Linked DNA regions of Homo sapiens: region 2 is linked to region 1. A link is a loop called in an ENCODE intact Hi-C map of the cell type or tissue named here. Cell type or tissue: PC-9. All regions are shown on one strand. Links, peaks and the distances in the headings refer to the core of each region. The heading gives the core; the rest is flanking DNA.

Region 1 (10,301 bases), core at 1,371-9,370:
TTTACAGGGGAGTCTGTGGTAGGGTTTTGTTGTTGTTGTTGTTGTTTTTGAGACGGAGTTTCACTCTTGTTGCCCAGGCTGGAGTGCAATGACACAATCTCAACTCACAACCTCTGCCTCCCGGGTTCAAGCGATTCTTCTGTCTCAGCCTCCCGAGTAGCTGGGATTACAGGCCTGCACCACCATGCCCGGCTAATTTTGTGTTTTTAGTAGAGTTGAAGTTTCTCCATTTTGGTCAAGCTGGTCTCAAACTCCAGACCTCAGGTGATCCGCCCGCCTCGGCCTCCCAAAGTTCTGGGATTACAGGTGTGAGCCACCATGCCTGGCTGTGGTAGATTTTTACACATGGATAAGACTATCCAAAATGCCTTCTAATATTCAGGCATCGGATGTATTGCTATGTTTGGGAGCCTCTGAGCCCCTTTCTAAGAATTTTCACAGGGAGCTGGGCAGCGGGAGTGGCAGTCATGTTGGTGCAATGTGGCCTTGCCCCAGTGTCATCTGATTGGACCGGAAAGAGACATCTGACTCAGGCTGGCCAATTAGATCATCTATCCCAAGAATTTTTCACTGGAGAGAAAGGATGCAAGTTAGTATAGGCTGGTCTCTTAAACTAAGGGCATCTCAACTGAAGAGCTTTGGCATTGCATCACAGTCAAGAAGAAACACACAACACCAGACTGCAGAGAGAAGGAAGGAAGTTGACGTGCCGAGAGGCAGAGAGGAGGGCCACAAAGTAAGAGACCAGAGAAGACCATGGAGGCACAGAGAGGAGGGCACTGGAGCAAAGTAGCTGACTTGACTTCTGCTGGTCTTCTGGTTTAGGTTCTGGTCAACCCATCATGAGACCCAGCTGTTCCTCTTATTTTTGGGCTCCTCAGATGATTGTAGACCTTCATACTATAACTTTCTTCAACATGTTGCTGATGCTAGCTTGAAGGGCATCTGTTACTTGCTGTTTCAGAAACAATGGCTGCAAAATTCAGTGGCTTAAAACAAGAGCAACACTTACGTTTCTTACAGATCTGTAATTTGAGCAAAGCTTAGCATGGACAGCTCGTTTCCACTCCAACTTGGTTTCAGCTGACAGCTTGAAGGCTGGGGGCTGACACTGTATAACACTCACACATGCCTGATTCCTGGGTTGCAAAGACCCAAGCAGTTGGGGCTGGAAGAGTTGGGGCTGCATAGGAACCGCTCTGTTTCTCTGTGGTCTCTTATCATGGTAGCTTCAGGATAGATGAACTTTCCCATGGAGGCTAAGGGCTCCAAATGCACAGGTCCCAAGGAGAGAGGGACAGGTGGAAGCCACATCGCCTTTTAGTACCCAGCCTCCGAAGCCATGGAATATCATTTGATCTCATTCTATTTGTGGAAGCAGTTACAAAGATCCACCTTGGTTGGGGGACCCCATCTCTCAGTGAAGGAATGTCAGCATCACATTTTTTTTTTTTGAGACGGAGTTTTGCTCTTGTTGTCCAGGCTGGAGTGCAGTGGTGCATTCTCAGTTCACTGCAACCTCTGCCTCCCGGGTTCAAGTGATTCTCCTGTCTCAGGCCTCCCAAGCAGCTGGGATTACAGGTTCCTGCCACCATGCCCTGCTAATTTTTTGTATTTTTAGTAGAGATGAGGTTTCAACGTGTTAGCCAGGATGGTCTCGATCTCCTGACCTTGTGATCCGCCTGCCTGGGCCTCCCAAAATGCAGGGATTACAGGCGTAAGCCACTGCGCCCGGCCAGCATTACATTTTAAAATGAGCGTGTGGCCAGAAGGTATATTAGGTGTCCATCTTTGGAAAATACAATCAGTGATACTTGTAAACAAACGAATGTTGATTAACATGTGGATTAATTAGCTGAGTACGGTGGCATATGCCTGAAGTTCCAGCTACGGTGCAGCCTGAAGTTCCAGGCTAAGGTGAAAGGATCACTTGAGCCCAGAAGATCGAGGCTGCAGTGAGCTATGATCTCACCACTGCACCCCCGCCTGGGTGACAGAGTGAGACCCTGTCTCAAAAGAGAAAAAGGAAAAAGAAAAAAAAATGTGGATTAATCCCAAAAAATAAAAAAGGCATTAGAATTCCTAGAAAATTATCAGTGTTGTGATGGGAAATGGGTTGGTGGGTGTAGTGATAATTCTTTCTTTACCCTCCTGCTCTGAATTGATGAACATCAAACTCATCCGTAGGTAGTCTCACTGAATTCTATCCAAGAAGCAGCATTTTAAAGATGACTGGTCTTTCGTTCTGTAATTGTCCTGTGTTTTATTTTACTACATAATTTGGCATGAATCAAGTTCAAATCCCTTGTTATTTGTAATGAAAGGTTTCTAGTCATCTTGTTTTCAAATGTTACTTGTAAGCATGTATTAGTTCGTTCTTGAATTGCTATAATGAAATACTGGAGGCTGGGCGCGGTGGCTCACGCCTGTAATCCCAGCACTTTGGGAGGCCGAGGTGGGTGGATCACGAGGTCAGGAGATGGAGACCCTCCTTTCTAACACGGTGAAACCCAGTCTCTGCTAAAAAATACAAAAAATTAGCCAAACGTGGTGGCAGGCACCTGTAGTCCCAGCTACTCGGGTGGCTGAGGCAGGAGAATCGTTTGCACCTGGGAGGCGGAGGTTGCAGTGAGCCCAGATTGCGCCACTGCACTCCAGCCTGGGCAAAAGAGCGAGACTCTGTCTCAAATAAGTAAGAAAGAAAGAAAGAGAGAAAGAGAGAGAGAGAGGAAGGAAGAAAGGAAAGAAAGAAAAAGACTAGAGACTGGGTAATTTATAAAGAAAATAGGTTTCATTGGCTCATGATTTCACAGGCTGTATAGGAGGCAAGGTTGTTTCTGCTTCTGGGGAGCCCTCAGAAAACTTACAATCATGGCAGAAGGTGCGGAGGGAAAGCAGACACACCTTACGTGGCTGGAGCAGAAGCAAGGGCTGGGGGTGGGGGAGGTGCTACACACTTTTTTTTTTTTTTTTTTTTGAGACAGAGTCTCGCTCTGTCGCCCGGGCTGGAGTGCAGTGGCGCGACCTCAGCTTGCTGCAAACTCTGCCTCTCCGGTTCTCGCCATTCTCCTGCCTCAGCCTCCTGAGTAGCTGGGACTACGGGCACCCGCCACCTCGCCTGGCTAATTTTTTGTATTTTTACTAGAGACCGGGTTTCACCGCGTTAGCCAGGATTGTCTCGATCTCCTGATCTTGTGATACACCCGCCTCGGCCTCCCAAAGTGCTGGGATTACAGGCATGAGCCACCGCGCCCGGCCAGGTGCTACACGCTTTTAAATAACTAGATCTCATGATAGCTCACTATCACAAGAACAGCCCCGAGGGGATAGTGCTAAAGCATTCGTGAGAAACTGCTCCCAAAATCCAGTCACCTCCTACCAGGTCCCACCTCCAACATTGGGGGTTACAGTTTGACATGAAATTTGGGAAGGGACACAGATTCAAACCTTATCAAAGCATACCCTTTCTTGTTTGTATGAGAAACAAGAAATGAGGTTTCCCTCCAACTGGACCCTTCTCAATCTCCTCGTAAATAATCCAGATTTTCAGGGTTCAAAATACTTCAGAGCTATAAAGTAGAGACTGCTGAAAGATGTATTCATTCCTCCAGGCCTCCTAGGTGCTATTTAAAATGTTATTGCTTCATATCCCGTAATAGAAGCTGAAACCTTATTGATGGCCTTTCTCCTGATTGTTTGTATGTGGAGGGTGAAGGTTTGGGAATAAAGAGTTGGTGAACTAGAACAGAACACTGAATTAACTCTTTCAGCAAGGCTTAAAATAAAGGAGTTTAGTCTTATAAACTCTAAAGCCTAAAAGATACTGAAGCTTCCAGAATGAATCAGTAGCTATGACAGTGTCATTAGATGCAATAATTACTGGAGGGGTGAAAACCTTGTTGATGCTGACTGAAAATAGGTACATTTAATACTTCTTTTATAGCAACATTTCCAATACTGTACTAATGTGAATATTAACATAGTGTCTGTGTATTAAAATATGCACATTCTGGTTATATAGAAGAAACTTCAAACAGCCATCTTTTTATTATTAATAAAAGGTTAATCAGGTTTATGTTAACATCTTCACTTCATAGATTGGTCTGTTTGCAATAGGGAAAGAAATGAGACCATCAATGGCTAGCTTAAAAAATTCTACCTATAATAATAAACAAATATGCATGAATATAGAGGCAGCCTGAATAGTAGGTATATTTTGGATCTGGTGTAACTAGATACATGGGAAGAAAGCCCTGATTTGTAGCATTTGCCAAGCTATATGGTGCAAATATTTCTACCATGTTTGACTTCTGGCTACCACATGGCATCACAGAATGCGAAGTTGGGAGGAGATACACCCAGTTGGTTCTGTGAGATGTATGAGCGAGTCCTACATCATTGTTTATAATTCTTGGAAAGCCAGTTGGGTGGTAGGTACTTGGATAAGCCTTCTTATAATACTATAGGAAACAAGGGCAAATTTTATTGGCAAGGTCTGTGGCAGAGTCATGTAATGTGCATTGAATCTCCATTTACTCCCTGATAATTCTCATCGGCCAATGGACTGGGAGCAGAGATGGAAACATTTAAAAGTTGTGGAACCCCTCAGCCCTCTCTTCCCTTACTACTGCCATCAGAGAGGTCGCATTCCCAATGGTGCAGATACAAGATGGTGTAACCCATATCAACCTGTTTCCATGAATGTCTGTGTGGAGCCCAATGCCCATTCACCCACACTGGGTATGTACGATGCTTCAGTTTGCTACTACTGCCTAACAAGCTATCCCATACAAAATGGTTTAAAACAACAATTTGTTGTTACTTCTCCAATTTTATGAGTTGGCTGGGCTCACCTGGGGAGTTCTTACAGTCTCGCTTAGAGTCTGTCCTGTGGTTGTGTTCAGATGGTGCCTGGGTCTGGGGTGCTTAGGAAGCTTGACTGTGATTGAACTAAAGATGCTTCTTTGCTTATGTCTGGCACTTTGGTGCTCCTCTGCATAGAGGTTCATTCTTCAGATATTTTATATTGTGAATGGCTCCAAATGCAGTATCAGGAAGTGCCCGGATTTCTAAGGCACTGGGGAGAGCCACAGTGTCACTTCTGCCACACTTATTTCTGTACACTTCCTTGTTTAAAATGAGTCATGAGATCGTGCAGAGTCAGAGTGGGAGGTAACTTTCCAAGGGTGCGATTGCCAGGAGGGAAGAGTCATTGGGAGCCCTTTTTGGAGACTAGCTACCACATACCATGAGTAAGAAACAAACCTTTGTCATGTTAAGCCACTTAGATTTCAGGGTTAATTTGTTCCCTTGGCAAAAACCTAGCCTAATCTGATTAACCCAGAAATTGGTACTGTATTAGTGATGATAAGCTAGAAAAAACAAACGCCCAAATATCTGTGGCTTAACACATAGTCCCCTGGGGATCTGATGACACTCCAGGACTGCGGCCTTCTAATGGTGACTCAGGGGTCCACGCTGCTTGCCTTTTGTTGGTTCACCATCCAGAACATGTGACTTCTAGCTAACTGGTGCAGAGGAAAGAGATCCTGGGGACTCATAGGTCTTCAGTACCTATTAACCAGAACTAGTCATGTGCCCCCTCACTCCAGCTACAAACAGGCTGAGAAATTGTGGGGAGCATGTGGGCATTTGGTGATTAGTAGATGTCTTGGTCATAATGTGATGTGGGATTCTTGGCCTCTTTTTTTCCTCCCTTCCCCTTATCTTATCCTCTGTAAGAAATTTAAAAGAAAGAAAGAGATAGAGAGAAGGAAGGAGGGAAAATAGGAGGGAGGGAAGAAGAAAGGAAGGAATGAATGAGGCAGGAAGGGAGAAAAAATGGAAGGAAGAATACCGGCAGGAATTTGCTCTATAGGATGTAAAATGCAACCACTAAAACTACTAAAAAAAAATACTATCAACAGATACTGCTAAATAAAAACTATTAACAAAGAACTGTAATAGCAGAGGCTTTCACTGTGTTTTTAACCTGTTTCATTTTCCTTTTTAATCAGCAATGATAAGGAAACTAAACTGGATTAAGTGCTATCATCTTGGAGGTGCAAAGGCAAACAAGGAGAAAGAAGTGATTGAAGAGCACTTCAGAAAGCTTGGTACATTCAAATCAGCAGGGCTTGATTACTCGCATCCCAGGACACTTAAGGAATTGGCAAATATAATTGCAAGACCACCAGCCTTTATTTTAGAAAATGAAGGTTGGACAGAAGAAGGTCCTGACAAGTAAAATCAGCAGATGGAGTACCTGTTTTTTAAAAGAGGGAAAAGGACAGCTGTAGTAATTATAGACTATTCAGTTTATCTTGGATACCTGGGAAGATACAAGAGCAAATCATCAAACAATCAATTTGCAACCACCTAGAAGAGTACAAGCTACTGGGTCGTAATCAACGTGATTTTGTGAAGTGCAAATTATGCCACACCAATTTAATTTTATCTATGATAGAGTGATGAGCCTGGCAGAAGAGGGGAAAGCAATATCTACAACTGGACTTCAATAAGGTTTTTAATTTTCATTTTTTTATTTAAAATATTCCATTTCCTGGCTTTTTCAGCATCAATCTTCTGAGAGGATGCTACTTGAACAGCAGTTGGGTAGGCATGATTCTGGGTAAAACCCTCAAAATGGTAAAAACAAGGATTCTACTCCAGGTTGACATAGGTATTAGTAGTAGTTGTTATTATTATTATTATTATTATTATTATTATTATTTTATTTTTTATTTATTTATTTTTTTTGAGACGGAGTCTCGCTCTGTCGCCCAGGCTGGAGTGCAGTGGCGTGATCTCCGCTCACTGCAGTCTCCGCCTCCTGGGTTCATGCCATTCTCCTGCCTCAGCCTCCCGAGTAGCTGGGACTACAGGCACCCGCCACTACGCCCAGCTAATTTTTTGTATTTTTAGTAGAGACGGGGTTTCACCATGTTAGCCAGGATGGTCTTGATCTCCTGACCTCGTGATCTGCCCGCCTCGGCCTCCCAAAGTGCTGGGATTACAGGCGTGAGCCACCGTGCCTGGCCATTGTTATTATTATTTTAATCAATTGATGTAGACAAAGATGACAGTAGTGAGGTGAAGATGGCATTCTCCATCACTGATGAGAAATATGACAGAAAATAGAAGATGTAAAAACTCATTTAAGGGGTCCAACAGCTAAGTAATATGAGATCCAGAAGTGGAGAACAGACAAAACGGTATAAGGGACATTACTCGAGAAATTATATAAGAAAATTTCCGAGAAAAGGACACATTTTTACATTAAAATAACCCTCTAAGTGCCAACTGTGATAAATGGGGAAGATAACCCACTTGGACATAATTTTGTAAAATTTTAGAACTCTAAGAATAAACAAAATTTTTGAAAGCTTTGAGAAGGAAAAATTAGGCCACCTATAGAGGAATGTAAATTGAACAGCCAAATTCTCATTAACATCTCTGGCTGCTGGAAAATAATAGAGTAGTCCTTTCAGTTCTGGGAGAAATTAAATTTGAAACTAATTTACATATCCAGCCTACCTATCAATCAACTGTGAGGGTAGAATGTTGGTGTTTCATACAAACCAGGACTTGTAAAATTTACTTGGAAAGACTCCTTTTTTAAGTTATTTGAGCATGTATTCCAGCAGGATGAAGAAGTTACCCAAGAAAGATTAAGGCAAGGGATCTTTCTAACACGAGAAAGGAAAGTAGTGTGTGATAAAAAAAAAAAAAAAATCATCCATTTTGAAGTAGGAGGACAAAGAGTGCCAAAGAGAAGGACTCTGGGACAAAAGAATTGCATGTAGTCCATAGTGTTACTAGGAGAACAACAACAACAAAAGTTTTAGTATATGATAAACTATATATTTAGTCAATAAAAAGATAGGCAATTAATAATTCCAGAAAAACAAAAAGCCAGTTGAGTATGTTATGGCCCAATTTAGAAGAATAACATATAATTTTCAGTAATTTAGGGAGTGTAAGAAAAAGACTAGTACATGGTGCTAAGACATTTTTCATTGAATATATGAAGGGTATGATAAACATATGAAGATATGACACTGCCCTCATAGAAAGGAAAATTGCATTCCTAATATGCTACCTAGTTCAGCAGTGCACAATATTGATGTAGTCTTACTAATGTAATTACTTTTTGTTGTTGTTGTTTTAACTACAGTCACCATCCTGTATATTAGATCTCTAGAATGTATTCATCTTCTAAGTTAAAGTTCATCCTTTACAGTCAACTTAAGGACAAAGAAAGGAAGATCTTGATTATTTTGCAAAAAAAGGCAAGCATTATTCTTCATAATATAAAAGTATAGCTGACAAAAGGTGGGAAGTGGAAAGAAGGAAATATGAAGAGAAGGATAGTATCATAGATACCTGCAACTTCTATAATCTGAAGTCAGGATACTGACTCAAGTTTTTGGAATGAAAAATTGATGTGTAGCATACTATTTTAAGTTAAAGGGTAACCACAACAAAACTTAAAAATAATGACATAACTACCTAACACTGAAGGAATTGGGAGGAAGAAGAAAACATAAATGAGCTAAATTCTTATCTTTTATACCTGGAGGCCATTAGATAACCAAGAAATTGGAAAGAAGAGTGATTTTTTCCAAACACTTCATATATTCAAAGCATGCATAATTCATGAGTAGTTTTTTTATAGGCAGATCTGTATGGTCATGGGGGTATAATCTCAGAGCACAGGTGCAGACAATCTCTGTAGCATAAGGACACATTGTGTTACGAATGATCTTGCAGCCATAGCATTTTTTCCATTTCATTATCCATGCCCAGTTATAAGATTGTATTTGCAAACTTAAAGTTGTATTTGCTTTAATACTCTCTTAAATTTTCCCGGAATTATCTTTGATATTTCACAGAGTACTGTCTCCAAAATTTAATAGCTTGGTACACGGCCATGTGGCCTTTATCTAGTGTTTTATTGTCTCTGACTTCTGTTCCAAAAGAATATATTTTCAAGATTGGGTTATTGTTCTCACTGAATTAAATGCTCACTGGAACTTGCTCCTTAGATGACCTTGTTATAGAATAAAAACTATTTATACATTGTAACTCTAAAAATTAAAATAATAGGCCGGGGGTGGTAGCTCACACCTGTAATCCCGGTACTTTGAGAACTTGAGGTGGGAAGATCACTAGAGCCCAGGAGCTTGAGACCAGCCTGGGCAACAAAGTAAGACCTCACCTCTACAAAATATTATTATTTTTTTTATTTAAAGAACTTTTTTTTTTTTGAGACAAAGTTTTGCTCTTGTTGCCCAGGCTGAAGCACAATGGCACGATCTCAGCTCACTGCAACCTCTGCCTCCTGGGTTCAAGTGATTCTCCTGCCTCAGCCTCCCGAGTAGCTGGGATTACAGGCATCCGCCACCACATCTGGCTAATTTTTGTATATTTAGTAGAGACGGGGTTTCACCATGTTGAGCAGCCTGGTCTTGAACTTCTGACCTCAGGTGATCCACCCACCTCGGCCTCCGAAAGTGCTGGGATTACAGGCGTGAACCACTGCGCCTGGCCCCTTAAATACATTTTTAAATAATTGAGATGAGCTATGATCATGCAGGGTGAGACACTGTCTTAAAAAATTAATTAATTAATTTAAAATTACAATTGAAATTAAAATAACAACATCAGCCAGGTGCAGTGGCTCACGCCTGTAATTGCAGCACTTTGCGAGGCCAAGGCAGGTGGATTACTTGTGGCCAGGAGTTCAAGACCAGCCTGACCAACATGGTGAAACCCCATCTCTACTAAAAATACAAAAATTAACCGAGTGTGATGGCAGGCATCTGTAATCTTTGCTACTCAGGAGGCTGAGACATGAGAATCGCTTGAACCTGGGAGCTGGAGGTTGCAGTGAGCCAAGATCGTGCCATTGCACTCCTGCCTGGGTGATAGAGTGAGTGAGACTACATCTCAAATAATAATAATAACAATAATAAGTTAACAACATAAAAGTCCATTGAACCACTTCTAGATTTAAATTTACATAACTTTTCAATAATAGCATGGTCTACAACCCACTGTTAAATGATGGCAGGTGCAAGTAAAACCTCATTGTAACTCAGTAAGTAGGGTCTACAATATTCAATTCCATAACATGTGATGCCAATTTAGTACAAAGTTAATAAAATGACTAAGATGATCCTGCTGCAAAAGGACAGGAGCCAATCACCAAACTCGTCATATCCAAATTCATGTTATCAAAGAGGACATAATTACAAGTTCCATTGTACTTCTGATTACCAGCTAAAGTGGCATGCCAC
Region 2 (10,301 bases), core at 789-8,788, 88 kb after region 1:
CTGCTTTTGCAATGTAGAGATAGGAATATATATAGGGGGTAAAAATATTTCAAGAACGGCTTTTTGTAATTGAGTGATTTTTTTTTTTCTAAGACAGAGTCTTGCTCTGTTGCCCTGGCTGGAGTATAGTGGCACAATCTTGGCTCACTGCAACCTCCGCCTCCCAGGTTTGAGCGATCCTCCTGCCTCGGCCCCCCTAGTAGCTGGGATTACAGGCACGCACCACCATGCCCAGCTAATGTTTGTGTTTTTAGTAGAGACAGGGTTTTGCCATGTTGGCCAGGCTGGTCTCAAACTCCTGACCTCAGGTGATCCACCTGACTTACCCTCCCAAAGTGTTGGGATTATAGGCGTGAGCCACTGTGCCCAACCTCGAGTGATCATTTAAGACACCCCTGTATGCATGCATGCTGGTTTGAAATCCAGGGGACACACCACTTCAGCCTAGCCTCTCTGCTGTCTGTATCACGGAGGACTCACAGACCTAGTTTAATTGTATGCTTCTTACATATTTCAAGGCTGACACAGGAACAGCAATAAGAGGCCTGTGGTTGAAACCACATCGTTTTCATCACAGTGGAAAAAAAATAAGGTCATTGCAGGTTTGGAGCATGGTTAGGTTTGAGCCTGCCCACATTATTTTATTCATGTTAAAATATAAAGAGATGGCCGGGCGCGGTGGCACACGCCTGTAATCCCAGCACTTTGGGAGGCCGAGGCGGGCGGATCACGAGGTCAGGAGATCGAGACCATCCCGGCTAAAAAAACGGTGAAACCCCGTCTCTACTAAAAATACAAAAATTAGCCGGGCGTAGTGGCGGGCGCCTGTAGTCCCAGCTACTTGGGAGGCTGAGGCAGGAGAATGGCGTGAACCCGGGAGGCGGAGCTTGCAATGAGCCGAGATCGCGCCACTGCACTCCAGCCTGGGCGACAGAGGGAGACTCCGTCTCAAAAAAAAAAAAAAAAAAAAAAAAAAAAAAAAATATATATATATATATAAAGAGATGAGAAACATATTGAACGAGAGGACAGAAGTTAATTTATTTCTGGGCCTTCCCCTCTCTGCAATATCCTCCCACCCACTTTTAGCTGGAGGGTGAGCCCTCTCTGCCAGCCCTTCTCCCCCTCCACCTTTGGGGTTTTGTTTTTCTTTTTTTTTTTCAATTTGTTAAGATGCTGAAATCTGCTTTGTGTGATTTATGAAGGAACTTGAAGCGATTAGTTTCACAGTGCATGAAAATTCCTCAGGTTCAGGGGGGGATGGCCAATCTGTTACACTGTTTGCCGTGGACTGGGTGGGAACTTGAGCAGCTCGGAGCCATAAGGAGATTGTGTTGAGTTATTAAACACTTGTGGTAAAGCTGCTTATTGTTAATTCCCCGATGTCCTGCTGAAGCGATAGGATAAAATCAGATCGGATTAGATCAAAGAGCCTGGGAGCCAGCCTTTGGAGCAGATTCATTTAATCAATAAAGAGACCTCCTGAGAGACAGGGAGAGAATGGGCAGTGCTGGTGGCTCAGGGATTAAGACCGGGTTGGGGGAGTTATGGGAAAGAAACAACAGTTTATACATAGATATTTCTCCCCTTTTTTAGAGGTGTAATTCTCTTCTCAAATATTTTAGCCACACTCAGCAAAGTGTATAAACATTTCTTTAAGATTCCATGACTCCAACCCTCCATTGCTCCAAAAATGCCCTATAAGTCAGGAAGTTAGAGAGAAAAAAACCACCAAAAAAACAACTTCTGTTCCATAAAAGGTATTTCAACAAAAGCAATTTAGGCTTAAGTGATTCCCCAAGAAACATTAATCCTTTATGAGTCAATCTGCAAAATTTCCTATTGTTCTTTTGTGAGGAGAAATAATAGAGAAACACCAAAAGGCCAAAGTCTAGCTCCACCCCGCTCTTTGTATTCTCCTCACTGCCCACCTCCCAGCCCCCACCAGTAATTATAAGGCATTGTGTATTAAGAGGTATGATGTGGCTTCCTTCATCCATGATTAACACTTACACCAATGCATATTCATTCATCTCTTAGCCCTACCAAACCCTGCTAAAATGAGGACTTGCCAATAAGGAAGTCACACCCATTAGAAAGTTAACCACAGAAAATGAGAGAAAAAATGAAGGATAGAGCAAATTAAGGATGCGAGTCCCTCAATGGTTATTGGCCTTAATGGTGTTATAAAAATGATGTCGGCTTTTACCAGGAATAATTTATATTCTGAATTAAATAAGGATATGTATCTATAAATCCATTCTATAAAACTTAATTTTCCATCTAGATAGGCTGATTACTTTGGGCTCGGCATACCTTTACCGGTTGTTAATTACTGCGGGATGGTTTAACACTATTTTCCAAATCAGCATGCATGCATAAAATGACTGCAATCCAATTTGACACATTATTAGTGATGATTATTGTCATAGATAAATTAGATTGAACAGAAAATAACCTTCATCCTTAGCATGTTTTAGCTCTCAGAATTAATGTGATTTGGTGAACACATATAAATAAAAATCTGACGAGTCCCTGCTGACTACAGGGCCTGTTGGTGCTGAAGTGTATCAATTTCATGCAGATGATGAATTCCTTAAGCATTCAGTGATAATCATGCTTGATTTGACAAGACTTTCTCATGCTATTTTAGGGCCTTAATTTTCTGTGAAGTTCTGTCAAGTGCTCATCAAGCACCCACTTATCTCCGTATCTTAACCTGGCAGCCAATCACAAGGTTGCCTAACAGTACAGCTACGGAGTGCCAGCCCATTAATATTCGGGTCACGTGACTGTCCAAGGAGAGAAACCAATCAATGGCTGATTAACATTCAGGTCACATGACTCCCGAGGAGAGTAAATGAGTTACACAGTAAGACATCAAACAAATTTTCATCTTGAAAGAGTGATTGCTTTTTCTGCTGCTGTGATGTTTGTCAAATTCGCTCTAGCCTTGTCCAATTAAGCTCCATGAGCTGAATTAATAATGAAGAGATGTAAGCACCGAGCCAGCATGAGCGCTGCGATCTGTGCCACGTAATAAGAACTGCTTAAAAAAAAAAAAAAAAAAATCCTACAATGATTGAAAAATCACATCTGGATAACTGGAATAATTGCTTTTGCAATCTTGATGCTGTTTTGTAATCTCCAGTGCAAAGTGTGAACTGGAGTATGCTGGGACATGGCACTGAGCTGGCATTGTACTTCAAAGATGAATGTGTTCTTGAGTTTAGAATGATTTTAAAGGCATTACACAAATACATGTTAATTGGATTATTGTTTGTGACCATAGTAATGAATTTCATTTGCACACTCAATTATGCTCTGGGGCTTTCTGGAGGTATGATCTTTCAAGGTTTTTTAAACTGGCTCATGCCTGTAATCCCAGCACTTTGGGAGGCCGAGGCAGGAAGATCATGAGGTCAGGAGATCGAGACCATCCTGACTAACACAGTGAAACCCTGTCTCTACTAAAATACAAAAAAAATTAGCCGGGCATGGTGGTGGGCGCCTGTAGTCCCAGCTACTGGGGAGGCTGAGGCAGGAGAATGGCGTGAACCCGGGAGGTGGAGCTTGCAGTGAGCCAAAATCGTGCCACTGCCCTCCAGCCTGGGTGGCAGACTGAGACTCCATCTCAAAAAAAAAAAAATTTTTTTTTAAACTGTCAGAAGAGGGGAAGGAAATTATTCTCTATTCTTGTATCTTGGGTGAAGAAAAGACTGAACTAAGTCCTCAGAGAGAATTAGAGTGTTGGTGTGGGTGTGTGGGTGTGTGCTTCTCATTTTATTAACATGCAGAGGTTGATAAATTAAATTCACTGAATTATTTCAAAATGCACATGTGAACCCAGTGAAAATTTTCAGAAAAAGGCAGATGCTCTCTTGCTGTTGATAGCCAGTGACAGCTTTCTTGTAGTTTCAGGGAAAGTTCTATTCAATCACAAAGTCAATTGCATTTCAGCACAGATACACTACTAAATTCAGGTGACATGTTTAGAATAGAGACCCTATGACTAATAAAGCTTTCATTCTTTCCCTGAAGGGAGTGAGACTTGACTAATGGTTTTGGAATTATCAAAGAGTGTCAAATCCCACTTATTAAGTTCCAGCATGAAATTAGCTAAATTCCCAAAGGCCTTTCTAAAACAATATAGTCAAATAAAAGGTGTTGGGCGTGCTGGAAAGAGTGTTAAAACCAGTTACTTGGAAGTGATGAGAAATAAATCTAACCATAGGCAGGAGGCAATGTTTATGTATACAGTTAATAACCTTCTTAATGGGACTTCTTGGCTTGGTGATTCCCGGACGGGGAGGAAAGTGAGATGTGGAGCACAGGGTAGGCGAAGGGCCGTAAGTCAATTCCCAGCACTGTTAGTCAAGGATGGAAATTGCAAAGAGAGAAGCAATGAATTTAAAAGCCCCAGCAAGCTGAGAGAGTGGAAGGAGAAGATGAACTGTACATTTCGAGGAGGAGGGAATGAAGGTGGAAGGGGAATGGTTGCGAGTCCACATTGGATCATAATAAAGTAATTAAAGTTGATTTAGTCCAGAGAACAAGGGGCTCCATCATTTTTTCAGCATTGTCTCCTTAGGGTGAGTGAGGCCTGAAGGAGAGCATATTATAGAAGTGGTTTTATTCAAAAAAGCTAAAGTTGAGACCCCAACCACTAAGACTCAAATGGAATTTCAGATTCTTGTGAAAACGCAGTCCTGAGTTGGTATGAGAAGACCTGAGGTACCCAAGGTAATGTAAGTTGAATGGACATTCTTTTCCTCAATATTTTACCTCTGACTCACTTTGCAGTGAAGTGGCAGCCTGGAGCTCTACTTACATGCAGCTCACACACCATGGAGCCCCTTCCTACAAGCACCCCCACTTCCTGGCACTTGAGAGGCACAGAATGGAAGGTGGCTCCACGTTGTCCTCATCAGTTGGTTTTAGAAGGCCCTGAATAAAAGAGTATTCCACTTTCTGCATAACTTTACATAATTAATAGTTTTCCATGCAAACTACTGTTTGCAGTAATTGTTGTTTCAACAGCTGTTTTCATTAAATTGTAAAGCCCGCTGTGTCTAATCCTTTGAGCCCCACTATTGATAACAAGAACAGCTCTGAAGCTTGCTCTGGAGGAGGGTTCCCTGCCAAGCTGGAAAACTGTCATGAAGTTACTTGAAAAATAAGGCCTACAGTGGGACTGGTTGTGTAGCTAATCCATTAGGCTTTTCAAAAGAGCCATGCTCTGTCCCCTTATGGCTAAATTGACCCAACAACCAATCAATGCCTTTATTTGCTGAGTGGCTGCCCCCGAAGGGTCTTACAGCTGGGTCCAAGTCGTAATCAAAGCCTCCATCAGTACTGGGGCCCTGATGACATAAATGGCCCAACTTTCAACGCAGCTGGCCCAAGTCCAGTCACACCATTTTGAAGATACAAAGAGGCTGTGTTGCGCGGTGGAATTCATTTTCTTGTTTACTTCCTCCAGAAACAAGAGCATCATCAGCACGCTCAGTGCATCGGATCAGACCGCGGAGTTGTTGACAGAAGCTTGGCGAGGCCTGCCAGCTTTCCGCATGAAACGCTGGCTTTCTTCTCATACACCCCCTACCGTTTGTGTCTCTGCCAATTGTAGCACATCAGAGCGGCCATTGAGATAATGACCGTGAAGTCTCATGATACACTTTGATGAAGTGTAACATTTTTTAAAGGATTTTTGTCTGTGCCAAAATGATCGAGGCAGCTGACTAAAAATCGCCCCATCAAAATCAGGGCTGATGAACAGCAGGCGGAGGCAGGAGTCTCCCCAGAGAAGATGGGGGGATTTCGCAGCCAAAGTGTCTTTCTTTCCAGGTCTGTGTGCACCACAGATTCCTTTTTTAAAAAGTTGTCTTTGTTTCAGATGAATATATGTCAGTTGCTGATGCTTCAGCCTCCAACATTTTTTAATTCTTTTTTTTTTTTCTATCAAACCCCAGAAGATGCAGGGACTGATTCCTTTCTGACAGGTCCTTACTAATGACTTAGAACATAATGTTATTGTTAATAACTCCATCTTGCTTGGGAAAAGCATTCCAGAGCTCATCAGTGCAATAGCAGAGGTTTTCAGTCAGAAGCTGACTCTAGATTCGTGTTCATGTAACTTTGCCTTTCTCTAGTTTAGCAGGAATTGAGAGTAGGATACACAAAGTGGTTCTCAGCCAGGGAAAAACAAAATTAAGCTGGTAAAACATAGACAAAGATTCTGAGCTTCTTTGGGAGAAAAATCATATGTTTCATTTACTGCCTGGGTCCATCACGACTACCATTTATTGAACACCTGCTGAGTGAGGTGGGTGATAGGTGATAGTACCAGGTGATTTGGATTTTCACATAGTGTCCCTGACCTGCAGGACAACTCCATTTCCCAAGTGGAGAAACCAAGGCCCAAACGAGGAGCCTCAGTTGGGGCAATGTTAAGTGACTTGGCCAAGCCCAAACCAAAGAGCTGGGAAGTGGGAAGGCAGGTCTGACCCATGCACTTCCTTACAAGATGTGATCCCTTTCTATCTGTGGTTTGCTGTTTCCATTGTGCACCTGATATGGCTTATTAAATGGTGCCCAGTGGGAGAAAACAATTTGTGGTTGAACTGGTAAAGGCAATGAATCAAATGAATTTACAGTCTGCCACTCTGACCTCTTAGCTTTCTCGAAGGAAGACATTAGCTATGTGGCATCCTTTCATACGACTTAACAAACGTAGGCTCAGAAACCAGGTTTAAGTATGAAAGAAGCAGCAGTGAGGTTTTGGCTACCCTCTCTCCATCTGTAGTTTACCTTCTTACTCAAGGTTAAACCTTGGGACAGGTCTTACCCTTCTGAGGAAGTGAGAGCTGTGAACTCTAGGACTTCGCTGAATGTCATAACTAAAGAGACACCTGTATTTAAGTAAGTTTATGCAGAAACCACAAGTGGAAACCACAAGGGGGTTATGGGTCAGCTGCCTTTAGAATCTTTGCTTCTATATAAGAATATGCATGCACATATATATTCTTGGGTGCAGGACTATGTATTAGAGTGGGGCAGAGGTGGTAAATTAGGGGAAGAGTGAAGGTAAAGGAAGCCAGGGGTAGCTGGCTTAATCATGATAAAAACACTTATATTTGCATGTGCAGATGAGATTCCTTTGGGCTTCTTTTAAATGCCTTCATACTGTTCCCTAAGTACAGTCAAATAAAAGGTGACAAAAACTCAGACGACAGAACAAAAGAACCAAGCTAATTTTGTGCACACATTGCAAGCAGTAAACTGCAGAGCTTCACTACCCTCTTTCCAAAGAAAGTATATTTCAGGAGTCAAGATGGGTTCATCCCAGTTTGCATTTAGATTTTATTTTGCTAATTATTTGGATTTTAAAAAGGAACAGTGTCCCAAATCCAAGTTTTGCAGACAAGTTTAGGCAGTCAAATTTATACACCTGAGGCATTGTGAAAGAAAAAGGACAACAGCCTCTCTGGAGTTGGCAGAAATGTGACTAAGGCTTCTCATCCCATAGAAGGCAGGAAGGAGCTACATAGATCCATTTGCACAGGGAAACTTGTCTAATGGACTCAGAGATTTTCTGAGAGTTCTTTCAGCCTCCCTTCTATGCCAAAGTATGGGCATATGCATTTTATAACGGGAGAGTAGTCTATTGGGAGAATCCATCACAAACTCTTTATCTCATTTCAAACAGAAAGCACTAAGACTCCAAAGGCAAAGAGGCTCCTTCTTTCCTCCAGGAGCCCCTGAGTGAGGGAACCACACAAACCCATTTAACTTTAGAGAAAACTGTTACGATTTGTTTCAGCCTGTCTTCTTACCCTCACTTTGCTCATTTGTAGAATGATGGGTTTATATTCTCTGAATACCCCCCAGCACCAAAAGTTTCTAGTTTTTAAAGATTCTTTAAGTATAGACTAATGCCTTTCATTTCCACTGTTTCTAAGAGGATCAGGAAACTAACTGAATCAGTCCAAATTGACAAATAAAAAGATCTATTTGCTACTTTCCAAATATGCTGTACTTCTGAGCCTTTGCTCAAGTCTGTGTTTCTCAGAGTGAGGTCCCTGGACCCAGGCCATCAGCATCACCTGAAATGCAAATTCTCATGCTCCATCCCAGACTTACTGAATTCCTCTCCCTCTCTCTCAGCCCAGCCACCACGTAAACAAGCCCAGCTGTCCTGCTAGAGAGGTTCTGGGGTGAGGCTGCGAGGAGAAGAGCCTTGATTTGAAGCCTTAAGAGTGACCCTGAGCTAGAACCACCCAGTTAAGCTGTGTCTCCATTCCTGAGCCACAGAAACTATGAGATGATAAATGTTTATTGCTCTAAGTTGCTAAATTCGGAGGTAATTTGTTATGCGCCAATAGATAACTAAATACACAGGGCTTGCATGTTTTTGTATTCTCTAAAGCTCATAATGGGATGCTTTGCTCATAATAGGAGTTTATTATATGATTGCTGGAATTGAAGGAATTTTGCCTTGAGAAATTTTCAAGAGTAATTTCTCAGTTTAAAAGGGTTGTGTTCACTATAGGTTCCAGGAAAAGATGCCTGAATAAGTTACAGGAAAACAACAAAAAGGGTGGGGGTTGGAGGAACACAGAATGAAAGGAAGAAGGGAAAACGTAGTAAGTTTGAGGGAAACTGTATATTAGGCTTCTCCAGTCTTTGAGTTTTCCTGCAGTTTCTCCAACTTATGAAATAAGGGAGTTTTTTTTCTTTTTTTTTTAAGAGACAGAGTCTTGGTTTATCACCCAGGCTGGAGTGCAGTGGTGTGATCATAACTTACTGCAGCCTGGAACTTTTGGGCTCAAGCAATCTTCCCGCCTCAGCCTTCTGCCTCAGTCTCCTGAATAGCTGAAACTATAGGCGTGTGCCACCAAGCCCATAATTTTTGTAGAGACAGGGGTCTTGCTTTGTTGCCCAGGCTGGTCTCAAAATCCTGGCCTCAAGCAGTCTTCACTCCTTGGCCTCCCAAAATGTTGGGATTACAGGTGTGAGCCACCACACCTGGCAAGAGACTTTTTATGTTACCATTTTAAGAGGAAGGAGGCCCAACTACCCAAATAAATATCTTCAGTGCAATAGAGGAAGTCCAGAAATTCCAAATTGCCGGCCAGAGTCCACCATTTGAAGATAAAGTGCGACACTCAAGAGGCTGAGCCTGGATTTAGCTGAGACAAGTGTCGGAATGACCATCCCTCACTTCTAGTCTTTCCTGCCACTACATTCATAGCTTTCTTTTAAATTTTGACCAATAAAAATTGTGTATATTTGGCCAGGCGTGGTGGCTCACTCCTGTAATCCCAGCACTATGGGAGGCTGAGGTGCGCAAATCGCTTGAGGTCAGGAATTCGAAACCAGCCTGGCCCACATGGTGAAACCCCGTCTCTACTAAAAACACAAAACAGTTAGCCGGGCATAGTGGTGCATGCTTATAATCCCAGCTACCTGGGAGGCTGAGTCAGGAGAACTGCTTGAACTCAGGAGGTGGAGGGTGCAGTGAGCTGAGATTGCGCCACTGCACTCCAGCCTGGGCGAGAGAGTGAGACTCTGTCTCAACAAAAAACAAAAATTGTGTATATTTATACAATTTGTGTAATGGTGTACAACATCATGTTTTGAAATATGTATGCACTGTGGAGTCATGTTTCTCTTTCTCTCAACATCCTAACAGTCATATTTTCTGCTCGTCAGCTCCAGACATTAACGTGAATAATGTGGAAGGTAAAACAACACATCCTCTGGATTTGTGAGTAGCTGGAAGTTGGCCTTCCTTATTTTATGCCTATGCCTCTCTTGCCTAGCTAGCTCAGTGTCACCTCAAGTTTCTTTCTTTTTTTTTTTTCTTTTTAATTTTGAGACGGAGTCTCGCTCTGTCGCCCAGGCTGGAGTGCAGTGACGTGATCTCGGCTCACTGCAACAGGTGATCTCGGCTCACTGCAACCTCTGTCTCCCAGGTTCAAGTGATTCTCCTGCCTCAGCCTCCAGAGTAGCTGGGATTACAGGCACCTGCCATCATGCTTGGCTACTTTTTTGTATTTTTGTAGAAGTAGCGTTTCACCATGTTGGCCAGGCTGGTCTTGAACTTCTGACCTCAGGTGATCCACTCACCTCGGCCTCCCAAAGTGCAGGGATTACAGGTGTGAGCCACCGTGCGCAGCCTCACCTCCAGTTTCTTTCCCTTTCTTGTCTAAAGGAGGGCTGAGCGTGCCTGGAAGGAAAGAGGGGTGTTGAAAACAGGTGAGCAGCCCTTCTCCTGGTACAGCCAGCAAGCTTGTCCA

Evidence for each region. Hi-C counts contacts between places; a loop is a spot of excess contacts. Peaks named below come from ENCODE experiments on the same cell type or tissue, not always from the same donor. Only the 100,000 strongest peaks of a DNase experiment are listed, where the experiment ranks them.
Region 2: it touches region 1 in a loop (11-fold over the local background); 2 of 110 quality-filtered maps call a loop at or near these places.

What each region holds. Positions count from the first base shown.
Region 1 is chr9:81,732,836-81,743,136 of GRCh38, forward strand. The region is part of intron 1 of TLE1-DT (TLE1 divergent transcript); the gene reads left to right. Among named protein-coding and RNA genes, the nearest start is that of TLE1-DT, 48 kb to the left of the region's middle. RefSeq lists a silencer at 1,336-1,497. In PC-9, for the core only: no CTCF peak of the experiment used is centred there; DNase peaks (open chromatin) are centred at 5,166 and 8,466; H3K4me3 peaks cover 444 bases; H3K27ac peaks cover 4,594 bases.
Region 2 is chr9:81,821,215-81,831,515 of GRCh38, forward strand. No RefSeq gene overlaps it. Among named protein-coding and RNA genes, the nearest start is that of SPATA31D4, 100 kb to the right of the region's middle. In PC-9, for the core only: no CTCF peak of the experiment used is centred there; DNase peaks (open chromatin) are centred at 4,047, 4,787 and 6,937; H3K4me3 peaks cover 714 bases; H3K27ac peaks cover 2,066 bases.